Regions from separate parts of the Mus musculus genome. Here region 2 is linked to region 1. A link is a loop called in an ENCODE intact Hi-C map of the cell type or tissue named here. Cell type or tissue: heart. All regions are shown on one strand. Links, peaks and the distances in the headings refer to the core of each region. The heading gives the core; the rest is flanking DNA. Region 1 holds the start of Ptgs2 (prostaglandin-endoperoxide synthase 2). Region 2 overlaps Pla2g4a (phospholipase A2, group IVA (cytosolic, calcium-dependent)).

The links. Peaks named below come from ENCODE experiments on the same cell type or tissue, not always from the same donor. Only the 100,000 strongest peaks of a DNase experiment are listed, where the experiment ranks them.
Region 2: a loop joins it to region 1, with 3 times the contacts of the local background. A loop is called at or near these places in 2 of 42 quality-filtered maps.

The regions. Positions count from the first base shown.
Region 1 is chr1:150,095,512-150,103,855 of GRCm38, reverse strand. Ptgs2 (prostaglandin-endoperoxide synthase 2) reads right to left here and starts at 3,825. Exons shown (of 10, transcript NM_011198.4): 1 at 3,581-3,825; 2 at 2,766-2,882; 3 at 2,500-2,643; 4 at 1,722-1,865; 5 at 1,079-1,260; 6 at 98-181. The coding sequence starts at 3,632. Ptgs2os (prostaglandin-endoperoxide synthase 2, opposite strand) reads left to right here and starts at 3,982. Exons shown (of 5, transcript NR_015466.3): 1 at 3,982-4,428. In heart, for the core only: a CTCF peak has its summit at 3,980; a DNase peak (open chromatin) is centred at 3,915; H3K4me3 peaks cover 1,095 bases; H3K27ac peaks cover 414 bases.
Region 2 is chr1:149,833,871-149,842,214 of GRCm38, reverse strand. Pla2g4a (phospholipase A2, group IVA (cytosolic, calcium-dependent)) reads left to right here. Exons shown (of 18, transcript NM_008869.4): 16 at 1-51; 17 at 1,440-1,597. Among named protein-coding and RNA genes, the nearest start is that of Pla2g4a, 120 kb to the left of the region's middle. In heart, for the core only: no CTCF peak of the experiment used is centred there; a DNase peak (open chromatin) is centred at 1,204.

The DNA of each region.
Region 1 (8,344 bases), core at 38-8,037:
ATAATAACAGAGTTAAAAGAAGGAAAAAAAAGCCACAATAGTTTTAATATGTAAGTCTAAATGACAGATGGTCATTTTTAAACCATAAGGAAAATACCTGATATTTCAATTTTCCATCCTTGAAAAGGCGCAGTTTATGTTGTCTGTCCAGAGTTTCACCATAAATGTGATTTAAGTCCACCTAGAAAATTAAGTATGGAGAAAGTTCAATTTACTGATTTTTTACTATAATTTCTTATTCAATATTGATGATTTAGTTGTCTTTAAAATTCACCACGTGATTTTCTTAAGATTTATTTTATTTTTATATGTATGAGAATTTGCCTCTATGTATGTATGTATGTATGTATGTCATGTGCTTGTCTGGTGCCCTAAAATGTTACAAAACATGGAATCTCCTAGAACTGACTGGAGTTATAGGTGGTTGTGAACTGTCATGTAGGTGTTAAGAACTTAAGCAAAAGCAACAACTGTTCTTAATCACCAATCTAGCTCAATAAGTGACTTTTTCATAGCCACAAAATTCTAAAATAATTTGTCTACCAGAGCTACAAGTCTGTATATTTCTTTATGTTGAATAGTATTAGTATCCTATATTAAATATGCCACTTGCTTCATTATAACCATAATAGTAATTTTACATTGTTTAAAGAAGCATAGAAGGGGATTTTGTATGTGTGTGTGTGTGTGTGTGTGTGTGTGTGTGTGTGTGTGTGTGTGTGTGTAAAGGCTGGACCTCTTCTGCCTCAATAGCAGAGACCAGTGCCTGGCAAGCACAAACTTCTAAGGTTCACTTCCCAATGCCACCGATGACTAATAATTTATTTATTTATTTACAGAAGATAGACCCTTTTCATGGACCAAACTTTTAAACTAAAAATGTAAGGAAAATTACATTAAAATATGTCTCTGTGTGTCAGTTCATTTTTACTAAATCAGAAAATGAAAATGGAACACCTATTATGGTTTTAGTAGTCATGACATTTGGATTAAAAAAAAATGGGTGTGATTTGTTTGGCATGGTAAGATGTCAGCATTCCCTAAGGATTTGCTATAAATCTGAGTTAAGCCCACTTACTCCATGGCCCAGTCCTCGGGTGAACCCAGGTCCTCGCTTATGATCTGTCTTGAAAAACTGATGGGTGAAGTGCTGGGCAAAGAATGCAAACATCATATTTGAGCCTTGGGGGTCAGGGATGAACTCTCTCCGTAGAAGAACCTTTTCCAGCACTTCTTTTGAATCAGGAAGCTCCTTATTTCCTGGAACATGTAAATTCTAAAGTAAGTATCTATCCATTCACCTATTTGTTCAAGCAAACAGATGACTGTATAATACATGACAGCATCCATCACTTAGAAGCACCGTCTCAAAGAAGATCACAACATCAATACGACTGTTGTGTTTTGAGGCACAGTGTCAGGCTTGTACCCCAGGCTGGGCTAAGGTTTTAAATTCAAGTGTTAAGATATAAAGCAGGGGGTGTTATTGAATTTTTTATGAATTGTAACTAACATCAGTTCTATTTAGCAAAACATACTAAGGCTAAGACATTACATCAATGCAGATTTACTTTCCCATACTACATCTGTACTTTTAATAAACCTCTGTGGATAACCATACTAAAGACAAAACTATTTACAGTTTTACATAATGGACACCTTTTCTAGGTACACACCCAAGCCTCACTGCAGTTGCTATGTCTGTATTTCTTTACACTCACCCTTCACACCCATGGGAGTTGGGCAGTCATCTGCTACGGGAGGAAGGGCCCTGGTGTAGTAGGAGAGGTTGGAGAAGGCTTCCCAGCTTTTGTAACCATAGTGCACATTGTAAGTAGGTGGACTGTCAATCAAATATGATCTGGCTGAAATTTTAAAGAAAAAAAAATCATTGGTCCTCATATGAAAAACAACAACAACAACAAGGGCATATCAATTATCATTGTACAATGTAGCAAGTACAGAGACTAGATTTCCTTCAGACAAAGATACCCTGCTGTACAATGGCTGAACTTTAAAGAGCACTGAAAATGCATCTTCAATAAAGCTTAAATTTTACACAGGACATTCTGCTCCAGTAGTCTTGACTTTTCAGTTTCTACCCACTCCCTGTTCCATAGCTGATGACAGAGACATTTGGGCATGGCCCTCACCAATAACTACAGACAGCTATTTTTCTCTTCTGACCCAAACCCTAGTCAACCATTTGTTTCAAAGGTTCAGAACAATTCTATGTGTTCCGAACAATTCTGTGAGCCATGGGTATTTATTCAATGAACAAGTGAACCACACTTCCTCCACACGAATGAAGGACAGGGGTCAAAACTAGAATAGAGACTACAGGTTTTCATGACTGTATTTTAGACATTTCAGGGGAAAAACAGATTAGAAAAGGTATACTTCAAGCCCTTTGAAAAGGTCAGGATAGTTCTTGGGGTTGGGTTTCTAGTGCCTAGTTGTGTTGGAGGATGCTGGAAAACAAGGGAGGGTTGTACTTACATGTCAGCACATATTTCATGATTAAACTTCGCAGGAAGGGGATGTTGTTCACAATGTTCCAGACTCCCTTGAAGTGGGTCAGGATGTAGTGCACTGTGTTTGGGGTGGGCTTCAGCAGTAATTTGATTCTTGTCAGAAATTCAGCTGGAGAGAGACAAAGCAGGAGGAAGAATGAGCAGGCCCCTCCCCCATAGGACACAAATCTACAGAATGATGGTTACACATGTGGCCACATTCCAAAGGAAGATACCCCAGGAAAAACTTACGTGTAGTACAGTTTTCACCATAGAATCCAGTCCGGGTACAGTCACACTTATACTGGTCAAATCCTGTGCTCATACATTCCCCACGGTTTTGACATGGATTGGAACAGCAAGGATTTGCTACATTAAAAAAATAAGATATCCTGTCAGTTACTCTTGGTTGTTCTCATCTTAACTTAAGGATTTAATTCTGTCACTATGGGTCAACTTTACAATGATAAGTTTGACAAATACATAGGTAGACCCAGATTTAAAAAGGTCATTATTTTAATTAAGTCTGTCTTATCAACTGTTTATGGAAATAGCAAGCAACTTTGTATTCTTAAGCAAGAAACACAGAGGACCTAACTTCATAGTTCACATTACCAACATTTTTAAAATAACTCGGACACACAGACTAGAATTATTAAGCATCCCTTTAAATATTAAAATGGATCGACCTAGTGCAATAGTCAAAATTTAGTGTAAAGAAAATAAAATTAAAACAGTCAAGTTTTAGCATTTTAAATATATTTTTAAAAATGTATTCTGGATTTTTCTGTGGATAGAAAAACTCTAACAGGTATTCAAAGCAGCCACTCTTGTTCAGTTGCCCACATCTATGCTTTTCACAAGTATTGATCAGATTGTCTTACCATAATGACAACCTGTAAGCCATTAAGACTATTGGTTTTTAGCAAATAAGAAACCTGAAAGTGGGTTGCAGTTCCTCAGGACTTAAGCAGTCCAGGCTCTTTGCCAATACACAGCCAGGCCCACACTGCTAGAAAGGGGGTCTGAGCCTGAGGAGTCCCAGGGCGCCTCGGGGCGCAACTCACCTGCCTGGCTGAGCCCCAGGGCAGCGCAGAGCAGCACAGCTCGGAAGAGCATCGCAGAGGTGGCAGCGGAGGTGGCAGTAGTGGTGGCGGTGGAGCTGGCAGGATGCAGTGCTGAGTTCCTTCGTGAGCAGAGTCCTGACTGACTCCTGAAGCTCTTAGCTCGCAGTTTGACAACTGGCTGCTAATGGGGAGAACCTTGCTTTTAAGTCTGTAAAGCGGACTCCACGTGACGTAGTGGTGACTCTGTCTTTCCGCTTAGGCTTTCCCCAACCCCCACCAACTTTTCCCCCTCTCTGCTTCAGTGAGTTGCGCAAGAACCGCAGCGGCAGGCTTTTACCCACGCAAATGAGAGACGAAGGAAGCCGGGAAGCTGCCCTTGGCTGCCCCAGGTGGTGCCAAGAGAGCTGCACCGCCCTCTCCATCCCTCCAGGCGCCCTGTGGTTCGCTGAGTCTGCGCCTAGTCTGGCGCTCTTTGGGGTCTCCGGTTTCCTCCCAGTCGCGCATCCAGTGGGGGCCTAAAAGCTCAAGAGTGTCACAGCTTCCCCTCCCGGGATCTAAGGTCCTAACTAAGGGAATCCCCTCACCTCTCCCCACTGGGGCGCAGTCTGACGTGCTCGCTGCTCAGAGCACGCACACAGCTACCGGTTAATTTAATTTCTTCTATTTTTAATGAAATGAGTGTCCTCTGTCAGGGTCCACATCTGTACTGGTGGAATTAGGTTGAAGTCTTTCATGGAACTACCCTCCGGGTTCTGCAGTCACAGGAGCCCCTGGCACTCGCCTTTCCCAGGGACAGATGCTGAGCTCCACTTCATCGGAATGCTAAGTGTCCACAGCATTGCTTTAAGGTATTTTCCCCCTGCTGTTACATAGCTTTTATCATTTTGATCAGCAACTCTTTTCACGGGATGTATCACTAGAAAGAATTTGTTTTCAAATGTACCTTTTAAAAACTTTTTCTGTCCATGTTTACAAGAAAGTATGTTATGGCAACGGATCAAAAGGTAATAGTTATTTTTCCATAACTAGCCTTATTCTCCCTAACCTTAAAAAAAAATTCACTTCATTCAGAAACAGTGTTTGATAAAAAATTATTTGCCTAGAGAGGTGATGTTTTTGATAGTGTTGGATATCTTCCTACTGTGTTTGTGTTGGCCATGGAGGGGGTGTGAGGATGGAGTAGCGAAAAGGAGCAAAATAAGAAAAGGAGGAAACTAAAAAATTCAACTAAACTGTACGTTCTTGGCGTGAATGGATAAAAAAAATGACACAGAGTGTGAAATTACACTATATTCTGAGGACAGTTAAGTCAGGAAAATGGTTTGAAGCAGGCTGGGTAACACAGCAAGACCCCTGCTCAAAACAAAACAGAACAAAACAAAACAAAAATGAAAGGGGAGAATATCCACATGGGGGAATCCAATCGACCATGAGAAGCAGCACTTAGGAAACTCTAGCAAATACCTGACTCTGCGGAAGTCTCCCAGAAAGTAAGAATACTCATGGAATTTTTTTTTAACTGTTTGCTTCATGTGCAAGCTAATTTGATGCTACATGAGACACAGTGACTAAAACTCCATGTCACCCAGGGCCTTTGTTCTAGTCATGTTTAATCAGTCCAGGTATGGCACTCCCAGCCTCTTACACGGAGTCTTATGGGAAATTTCAACTGAAAGCACAGACTGTTTTCTTTTGGAGAATCCCTTTAAATAGTTCTTGTTTTCTGTTTTATTTTAAATGCGGGAAGTGCATGGTGTCAAACTAAGTTTGTTAGAGCTCCTGATACGAACTTCAGCTAGGAACTGTATAAAATTCCACATTCTTGACTGTGTACGAACATTTTCTAGTGAAATCTTCAACTGACTTTGACCAACTCCATCCTCATCTAATATTAATTGTATGCCCATTATGTAGAGAAGTATATTCTGATGTTTTAAAAGAGATTATGGCAAAGGGGGTGGTGGTGGATGGTGATGTTGGCCCTTAATCCCAGCATTGAGGGAGAAAAAGGAGTCTAAGCAGATCTCTGAGGCCTCCCTGGTCCACAGAGCACGTTTCAGGACAGCCAGCTATACACAGAAAAATCCTGTCTCACAAAAACTAAAAGAAAAAAAAAAAAAGAAAACATTACAAATTCAAAGTGAGGGGAAAAACAGGGCATAGAGAATAATCACCTTCAGACTACTTGACATTTAAAGACATTAAACATAATCATAGAAGAAATGCAAGTAAAATTATCTGTATGGTTGAGTTGGTTGATCTAATCTGTAACCTCAGATGTAAGGAGAGTTCCATATACTACGGAATGACAGGAGAACTCAGTAAGAAATTCAGACCTGGAGGACAAGAGCAGTTTTGAAAGGAAGTCCAAATAAGGACATAAGGGGAAAGTATTTTGTAATTGGCTGCTTTTGAGAAGTCTGGGATGCCAGAGCACACTGTACAGGCACAATTGGAATACTGGTTACAGGGGAATATTAACTGTCCCAAACCAAATCAAGATGGTTCAAACTGTTCTGTATGGCAAAGCACAATGGTAATGAGGCTCCTTAATAAGATGTTTATTATATAGCAAGTGTAGTGATGAACTGTGTGGAATTTTGGTGGTTCTCTGTACACTTGGGTACATATTTAAGTGTCTGTTGTAGAAAATATATTTTGTTAGTATATGAAAGAGTTTTGAGATTCTAAAAAAGGAAAATAAGGAAATGTACTAACACCTTTGAGAACATTCTGTTGAGTTTTACTGCCCTCTTCTGCTGCTTGAATTTTCAGCAACTTTTTTCTCCTAAGATGCTAGGTAGATTGTTAGGTAGATTTTCGTTCTAATTTTATAATGCACTTAGATAATTAAACATGCAGTGTTGATATTAAATGTAAAGTTCATGCATACACTGGAAATAAATGACATTTTTGTTTTTGTTTTGGGTTTGGCTTTTTATTAATTGTTATTTCTTTTTCTTTTCCTCGACACGGGTATCTCTGTGTAGTCATGGCCATCCTGGAACTCACTCCATAGATGGAGCTAGCTGGCCTCAAACTCAGATATTTGCCTGCCTCTGCCTCTGACATGCTGGGCTTGAAGACTTGTATCACCACCATCTGGCTAATAAAGGACATATTCCTTAATTCAAACAATATCCCATTCAAAGAGAAAGTTAAAAGTAAAAAGAAAGATATACTGTGGTAATAGAGGAAAGCAAGAATAGTTTTATTTGTTTTTATAGAGCATTCTTTAGAGGAAAGAAATGTAGAAGTAATAAAGAGGAGTAGTGCATTTGATAGCAGTCAGTTCTTCAAGAATAGGTACAGTGATCCTTATGGGCACTGTACAACAATGAAGCCTTCATACACATGAGGGCAGAACAATAAAACTGCAGGGGGAAAGAGATGGTGCGCCCTTCACTACTCCTCACCAGAGGTAGGCAGTTCTATGACAAAGCAGATAGCTGAGGTGAGCACAACTGTAAGTCATCTGGCCATGATTAACATCTAATGCTGTGTCATTCAAGGACAGCAATATAAAGTCTCTTCTAAGTTACATGGAACATATACCAGGACAAACCACATCCTAGTCTATAAAAGCACACCTTAATACACTTAAAATAGTAACTACACAATGTATATTCTCAGGCTATGGATGAGTAAAATTAAAATATGAATCACTGAGGGCAATAAAATGGGCATAGTAATTCATGCTTATTAACTCAATAATTTAGGATGTAGAGATAGGAGGATCAGGGCTTCATAGTCATCCTCGACTGCATAGAAAGACTGAGTCTTATTTACAAGAGACCCTCCCACAAAAAAAAAGATAAATAAGAAAAGGTTAAAAAAGGAGGAGGAAGAGGAGAAGGAGTAAGAGAAGGAAGAAGAGGAGGGGGAGGGGAGAGAGATGAGGGGAAGAAGGGAAAAATAAAAAAAGGAAAATGAATCACTAATACCTGGAAAATCCCCAAATATCTGGATATCACAAGATACATTTTAATAATATAGGGCTTAAAGAGGAAGCTCAGAGGATATTAAAAAATATCTTGAGTCAAATGAAAGTATAACTTGAGATGTCTAGAATTCAGAGAAAGCAGCATAGGAGGTTATAGCAGGGAACACATGGATGAGCAAAGGAGACTGAAAGTCAGAAGTCAGGGCTCCCATGTCATCGCAGTAGAAAGATCAATTAAACCCAAAGTAAACAGAAACACAGAGACAATTAACATTTGAACAGATATCAGTGAAATTAAAGCCAGGAAATTAATAGAGAGTCAACACAAACAGGCCACTTTTGAAAGGCCAATAAAATCAATGTCTCTAGCCAGTCCAACTAAGAAAAAATAAGATAAAAATTAACCTAATCACAAACACTTCAGGAAGATGAAGCCATACAGAAACCATAAACATCTGGGCAGATAATAAAAGTATTCTCTGAACAAGAGAGACAGGAATAAAGGATTGTCACATGCAGCCCCCCGGTCTACAGAGGGAGTTCAGGACAGCCAAGATTAGCATGTCAAGACCTGGTTCCAAACAAACAACAACAAAGAGGTGCATTATTAAAAATTACTATTCACTGGCTTTATGGTCTCAATTGAATGTATAAATCTCCGTTTCCTCTGATTTCCTTCTCTGTTTATATGGTGTATGTATGGGGTGCCTAAAAGTAAGTATGTAGATTCCTCCCGCATGCTTTTGGAGATCAGAGCAGACTCTTCCTCTTTTGGAGGTCAGTGCAATACATAAATGCTTTCCTCAATTGCTCTCTACCTT
Region 2 (8,344 bases), core at 28-8,027, 260 kb after region 1:
TTATCCACTTTGTTCTGGCCAACATCAACTTCAGAAAGTACAAGGCCCCAGGTATGTTTCTGTAAAATTGAAGTCTGGCTGGTAGGATGTTTGCTATTACACTGAGATTGTCACATGAACTGTGACTGTGGGGAATGCGCCTCTTACCATGACAAACAGCAGTGACTTGGGAGCCCAAAGCCCTTCCTTCTTTTTTTACCCCAAGATTCATGTTCCTTATAATAGAGAAACTGAAAGAAGAATGACAATCTTAGCTAAAGATGATTAGGGCATTGAACCAGCATCTTGGGTTTGGTAGGTGTCCAATTCATAAAGGATGTTTTAAATAGTTTGACTTTCAACTTTGTGAAATCATGAAAATCAAAATCATGGAAAATTCTTTGGGAGTATTAATTGATCACAAAACTCTCTAAAAAAAAAAACCAAACAAACAAAAACAAAACCCACAGCATAACTGATCATTTTGGGATGTCACATTATATTTTACAGCAAAGGAGATCTAATTCAAGAAATGGTTACTCTGTTTTCTCATATCTGAAGGAGTAGGTAGACTCTAATGCATCCTAAAAGATTCTCATTAAAAAAAAAAAAGCATTCTCCCATCCAAGTACTAACCAGGCCTAACCTGGCTTAGCTTCTGAAATCAGATGAGATCCGGTGCATTCAGGGTGGTATGGCGTTCTTAAGGCTTTAATTGCTAAATATTTCTCAAACCAGAAGATGCAGTTTTCCATTTTGTGATTAGAAATTACCACCCACCCACCACACACAAACTCTGGGTGGTAATGGGATATAGGGAAGTTTTTCCCTAGATTTCTCAGAAGGATAAAGAAGAAGTGAGAGTGGAGTTGTGAGGCAAGTCTCATCCTGGAGAAAGAAGGCTGGCTAGCATCTTTCGTTTTCAAACTGAAACCGTAGTTTCAAATTGAAACCCTGATTTTAAACTGAAAGCAACCTAGATAATATTCTATTACTGGTAGTTCTTGGGGAGAAACCAAGAGGTTGGTAAGTATAGGGACTTCTGATGGTTGAGTAGGGTTCAATGTTTTGGTTTGGATTTCCCCGGAGGAAGATTCTCAGGACAAGCTTCAAGTGCAGAGGGTTTATTTGTAAGGGAGTGAGGAAGTGATACTGGGCAGGGAGACAGACAACATAGCACATGTTTGTATGCCAGCTACTCAGAGAGGAACGTGACCCATCTGGGGAAGGCTATAAGGCAGGAACCCAGGATATGGGGTCATCCTTCCCACCCACGCTAGCAGGCACGGAAGCTGGGTATCTTCCCAACTTGAGTGTGGCTGACTAGGGAATGGAGTAATTTTTTAGAATCACAGGCTTTCTGGTGATTCTCTGTGCTGTCCTTATGCTTGTTTTGTATGTTTTGGAGAATTTTTTTTTAAGTTTTCAAAAGCAAGATGCATATTCTTTTTGGCATATAGGTGTTCTAAGGGAAACCAAAGAAGAGAAAGAAATTGCTGACTTTGACATTTTTGATGACCCCGAATCGCCATTTTCAACCTTCAACTTTCAGTATCCCAATCAAGCATTCAAAAGGCTTCACGATTTGATGTACTTCAACACACTGAACAACATTGATGTGAGTATCTACCACAGCAGATAACATGGAAACTCCTTAGCCTACACATGAATTCATTAAGAAGACAGATATGGCTCTGAGGTGACCATATGCAAAACATGGTGCCTTATTTTCCTGAATGATGTCACTAACATCTAGTAGACACTAAAAAGTCATGAATAAGGACATCACTGTCTGTGGCTAATCAGAACCACACTTTATGCATTGTTTGGTGAAGGAAGTGTTCCTTCTCAGCTTCCCTGATATATATGTATTGTATCCATTTAATGGTAAAAACAATTTATAAAAGGAGGGAAGTAGAGGAAGAGCAGTATATGGGCAGGAGAGAGTGTAACCATGAATGTCATTATTGCAGACATCTCAGCAATGGCATAATGTTTTCAAATGTTTGGTTCTTGTAGATCTTGACAGTATCACCAAATACTCCAGTCCCCTGCATTTCAGCCTTTGAGATAGCCTGTGTGCTTTGTGAAATCGACTTCTGAAGCAAGGCTTTCCCTGCAGTATCAAACATTCTTATCACTAGCATATCTGCTCCTGAAAGTCTTTGTCTGTGAGATTGCTTAGTGTTAAATGCACCCTTTTATAGTGCTGTTGTGTGATTGAGATCATCAACTTGTGGGCCACAATCAAAGCATCTAACGAGTTATTATCACCTGTAAAAGCTGAGCTCATTGGATTAGGAAAGAAAACAAGAAAGGAAAGATAATTAGAGTTGTGTATTATGTATGATTTGGTGATCTATTTGGAAATTATGAATGATTGTGGATTATGAATTATGGAGGTCAATTATGAAGACTTTGAAGGAACACATGGCTGTGTTGTTTCTGTGGAACCTAACTAGATTTGTGCTAAAGGAAAACTGACATCCATCAGTGTTCATGCTTTTTAGATCATTTTCCTTGAGACAGTTAAAGACAGGTCAAATGCAATCATGACACAGTGGCCATAATACTTCAAAATTCAATACAATTTAGTCATCATACAAGAATATTTCTAATAAACTCCAGTTCCTATAAATTCTAAAATTCCTCCTTTTTTGCCCATATTTTCTAGTAGGCAATGACTAATATGCAATGTACTTACCAAAAGTTGTAACACATTATTTGCTTAACAGATGCTTAATAACTCTTACATGGGATGCTTAGTAAAGCTTACATGGGAGTAAATATTTAAAAACCTCATTCTACCTTATTTCTGTAGTGATGCTTATAATTTATAGAAAATAGAGACATGAATTTTGTGACATGAGAAACACAGAGAAAGTTTGAAAATAATGTTGTGTTTTATGTTATTTAGATTTCATTTCATGTAAGTGTGTAGGAGGGGGCATGTGAATATAGGCGGCCCCTGAAGCCAGAGGTGTCAGATATCCATGGAGTGGGAGCCACAGGCAATTACAAAGTACCTTACATGGGTGATACGAATGGATCTCAGGCATTTATGAAATCAGTATGTGTTCTTAATTAAAGAGCCATCTCTCCAGTCCACAAGGAGGGCTGTATTTTATAAAGTTCAATAATACTAAAAGAAAAGAGAGCTAAAGAGATCCTAATATTCTGTTTTGAAAAGAATAGACTCATATAACCTTTGGGATAAAATATATTAAATTTGATAAATTATCCTTTAATGAAAAGAAATAGAATTGTAAGAACTATAAATATCCCCTTAGAAATAAAGATATTTGAATACAAATTCACATATGTATTTTAAACAACTATGTTTCTCTTGCTATTTTCAGGTTCCATTTATATTAAACCTGATAAAGCATTTGCTGTAAGCTATTGTGTAGTATCTACTTACATACTTACAAACATTCCTCAAGGTAGTTTATTTGATGCAGACATAAAAACCTTAAAGCCTGAACAAAAATAGACTGATTTTCAAAACAATCATCCTGACTATAAATCAATAAACGCTATATACTCACAAACTATTAACAAAGCATTATATAATAATATATTTGATATGTATAAAAATTAAGAATTTTATATATTATATTTTCATCATAGTCAGTGTTACCCCAAATGTGCCTCCCAATTCCATGCACACCATCTTTGTGTCTCGTTTTTAATATATTTAGTATGTCAAGTCCAATGAGTGCCACCAATATCCTCTTGGCTGTGTGACTATCCTTTAGAAAGAGTAATATCCTTAAAGAAAAAAAAAAAACCCTCTTCTGTTGGTTGCCAATAGCTCCTGTACTAGAGCTAGAACTTTATAACTGCCCCCATGCCTCCATATGATAGGATTTTGTCTGGTTTGAGCTTGTACAGATTTCATGCTTGGTGTCATAACCGCTGAGTTTCCACATGCAACTACCCCCTTTTGTGTAAACCAACATTTTTTATAGCTTCTGCTAACATTTGAGGCATGATATTTAGAGGCAAAGATATGGGTTTTATAGTATTTTTACATAAAGGATAGGTCATGGCTTAGTTATGTTTTTATTGCTGTCATCAGAGGCCATGACCAAGGCATTGTGAGAATGATGAGAAAGAGTTTAGTGGGCTTATTATTTCAGAGGATGATTCTGTGATCAGGATGGCAGGGAAGCATGGCAGCAAGCAGACAGGCATAGGACAGGAGCATTAACAAGAGCCTACAGCTTGAGACACAACCACAAGGCAGAGAGAAAGGTAACTGGTGATGGCAATGACTTTTGAAACATCAAAGCTCACCCCAAGTGACACATGCACTCCAACAAGGCCACAAAATATGATCCTTCTCAAACAGTTCCACCAACTAAGGACGAAGCATTCGAATATATGAGCCTATGGGAACCTTTCTCATTCGAATCACCGCAGGGCCACTTGTCACTGAACATACTACTCAGACTTGAGGAGATTTGGATTCTTTATCTTAACAGCAGGAACAATAGGATTCATCGCAGGGGCAGTGTGACTATGAATGTGTAACCAGGTATGGCATAAACAGTTCCCTGCACACAGAAGCCACTCAAACATGACGATCTTAGCTTTGCATGACAATCTCTTGCTGTCCTGAAGTGCATGGAGAATCTAAATATGAAACAGTGAAAATGTTAAGGATTTACCATATAAACAAGTTTTATAGATGGTGACAGTGTAGGCATTAAGTAAATGTATTTAAATTAATGAATGTAGGCTTTTTCCTAAATTAAATGGTCATTTTGACATTTAAGTGGATTGTGCCTCTCTCTCTCCCTCTCCTTCTCTCTCTCTCTCTCTCCCTCCCTGCCTCCCTCTCCCTCCCTCTCTTTCTCTTTCTTTCTCTTTCTCTTTCTCTTTCTCTTTCTCTTTCTCTTTCTCTTTCTCTTTCTCTTTTCTCTTTCTCTTTCTCTCTCTCCTTCTCCCCCTCTCTCTTTCTCTCTCTCCCTCTCCCTCTCCCCCTCCCCCTCTCCCTCTCCCTCTCCCCCTCCCCCTCTCCCCCTCCCCCTCCCTCTCTCTCTCTCTCTCTCTCTCTCTCTCTCTCTCTCTCTCTCTGTGTCTTATTCTATTTTTACTGATATCTTCTTGGTGACCTCTTGCATTGCCTTTATCCAAGAAAAACACGTTTTATCACAAAAATTATTGGTAAGTGGTGATGCCTAAAAATTATTCAAGTTTTGCTGAGCTTATGATGCAGCACAGTACATTGAATTCAGTTGGTTCAAGCCTCCCACACCATCTCAGTGGAGCAAGACATGGACTTACACGTAAGCAAACGTGCATGTGGATCATCAGAATGGTTTCGTCTGGCATAAACTGGAATAAAATGCAAAGTCATTAATCTATCAAATCCTAAAACAGTTTTCAACCTTGTGGCCAGAGTCACTGTGGCTTAAGGTGTATTCTTGCAATTTGTTTTCTGATCTGGTATTGGTCTGAAAAGGCCTCTGTGTGTCCTGCAGCGGGGACTCCTGCTGCTCATTCTCTGAGGACTCTGTCCTTTCCAGTGCTGGGCTTCTGCTTTGGCTCACATTTTGACAGCAGTCTGGCTTTTTCATTAGCATCAATTTTCTGCCCTTACTCAGTCCTCCCAAATTCCTTTACAATGAACACTGCTGTGATGCTTTTACAGTTAGGGAATTTTGTGGGATTTAGATTTTCTTTTCCTTATTAGAAACTTAGGGTATAGTGACTTAGACTGGTGGACGTGCGGTATGTGGTATACAGAGTCTTTGGATTCAGACAAAATTGTGTGTCTAGTCATTGCTCAGCTGTCTCCTAACTGGGAGACCTTGAACTGGTAGGTTATTTTCTTCTTTTGTAGGGGAAACAGTGATGCATTTTATAGGATTAGGGGTCTAGTTAAAATAACTTAAGGACTTAGGATATAATAGGAACTCAGAAAATTGAAACAGCAAATATAATGAACAAGTTTTAGTTTTTATATTCTTTTCTGCTTATAATTATAAATTATGAACTCCATAAAAAACAGGACATTTATCTTCTGGGCTCTAGGACTAGTGATCATAATTCCTGGCACTTCACATAAATATACAATGTATTTTCAGGTATTTATTTTTAGAAGCCGTTGACTGGTTGAATATAATGAGGGCGAGGATAAAAGTTGCCACTGGTTGTAGATGGAGTTGTTGACCATGAAGCGTGTTTACAGCACATATCTGCCCATGTAACATGTACACTCAGAAGCCATCACTTTGATCTGGAGGGAGCGTGTATTTGAAGGACTGTTTCACAGTACCTGTTGATTTGGCTTGTTTTCCATTCTTATTTAGTTATCAGTTCAGTAGGCAAATTCAGACAGATTCTATGGTACTATTATAATCACTCAGTTCAGTACTTGCCAGTGTGCATCATCTGTTGACAGTTTTGTCCGATAGTTTTATAAAGTGTTTTTATTAGTTTCTTCTCTTGTGGATTGTGTGACAAAAGCAGAAGATGTTTGTTTGGGTTCATAAATTGAGGGCATCATCCATGATGGTCGCTGAAGGTATGACTGTAGGATCATGAAGCAGCAGTGACAGTAGTGACAGTCACAGAGTGGTGAGGATGACAGTCCATGGGATGACACTGCCCACTTTTAAGTTGATTCTTTCCATCTAACTTAACAAACCAGTTAGAAATATGCTCAGAGATTTATCTTCTAGATGATTTTAGATTGTGACAAGGTGGCAGTTGATGTTGACTATCATAGTGTTAAAAAGTATGTGTTAATCAGAAGGAGGGAAAGTATGTGTCTTAAGTACTAGGAGTTAATTTTTAGCCTAATGGCATGTCATCATTATGATTATACTGGCTAGGTACAAATTACAATTTTTGCCTATGCAAAAGATAATCTGCAAGTTGAATATTCTGACCCTATTTTATTAGGGTTGCAGGGGACAGGAGACAGTGGTTCATCCTGCACATCACACACAGTCTTGGCCAATATCCTAAACAAAACGTAGATCAAGTAGAGAAAAGCCTCGTGTATTCATTAGAGCATGGTTCTGCACAATATGGGATCCTTTAGAGTAAAGATTCAAAGTTCTAAAATGAACTACTACTTTTTAATTTTAGGTTTGGGGATGCATGGACAGATGTATAGAAATATGACATGTATAGAAATATGATTGTTTTAATAGAATGTGTAGTATCTAATTCTGAGAGAAACCCAGAGAGGGTTTGTTTGACTTTTTTTTCTCATGTTTGTGTAACATTCTGTCCTGGGTATGAAGCAGGATGCTTTGAAGTGTGTGTGTGTAGGGGGGGGGGTCCATAGGATGTGCCATCAGATGGGGCAGAGCCTTCCTTTATGAATGGTTCTAGGGAAGGAAAGATAGGGAGTAAGGCTAAGACTTTCTTTAAGACCTCGGGCTCAGATAATGGGAGTTCTAATGTCTATATTCCCCTTTAGGGAAGAGAGACCCTACTTGTCCTGGATTATCTGAGGAAGAATAGAGAAAGGACCATGAGACAATAGACAAGAGAACATGTTTCCAAGGCTTTTGTTGTTGTTGTTTCTGAGACTTTCATTCGAGGGTGTGTTTTCTGAACCCTAACACCCCCACACTAATCTGCCTTTCATGCCCTGTGTGACCTTATCCTATCTCATTTGTACATTGGTTCAATGTGTCTTTATTACTAGATGTGCCAGGCTATGTTCAAAGACACAGAGACATAGAGCACCAAAGAACCAAAAGCCCAGGTTGCAATCTTATCACTCAGGAAGCTAAGGTAAGAGGTTCCTGAGTTTTCTCTCAGGAAACTCTGTTTCAGAGAAAAGAAAAGAAAAAAACACCCAAAAAACAAAAACAAAAACAAAAGTATGAATACCTTTATTAACCAAATATTTTCTCCTAAACATTCAACACTTAAAACCAGCCAAAGAAGCATGATGGATAGATCTAAGTGTGTGTGTGTGTGTGTGTGTGTGTGTGTGAATTTATAGGCATAGGAATCAAGTAAAAAAAAAAAAAAACTAGAAAAAATGCCAGAAGTCACAGTTTTGGAGTGGGGACTGAGCTTAAGGCATAAATCTTCCTTACTCTTTTCTCTGTCAACCATTTCTCTCCCAAGTGGCCTTGTTACTTAGTGTTCTACATTCACTTTCTTTTCCAACCAAGCCAACCAGTTTCCATGTGTTTCATATGTCCTGCGTTTACCACAGCATTCCATTCTTAGCTTTATATGGTTATTCATGGAGAAAATTGCTTGCCTCCTCTGCTTATGAAATAATATGTGTTTAACTCCAGTTATATTTTCCTCATGGTTTATCTGGGCGTTTATTAATCTAGAAAATATTTGTTATATGCCTTTCATAGTCTCAGTGCTGTGGTCA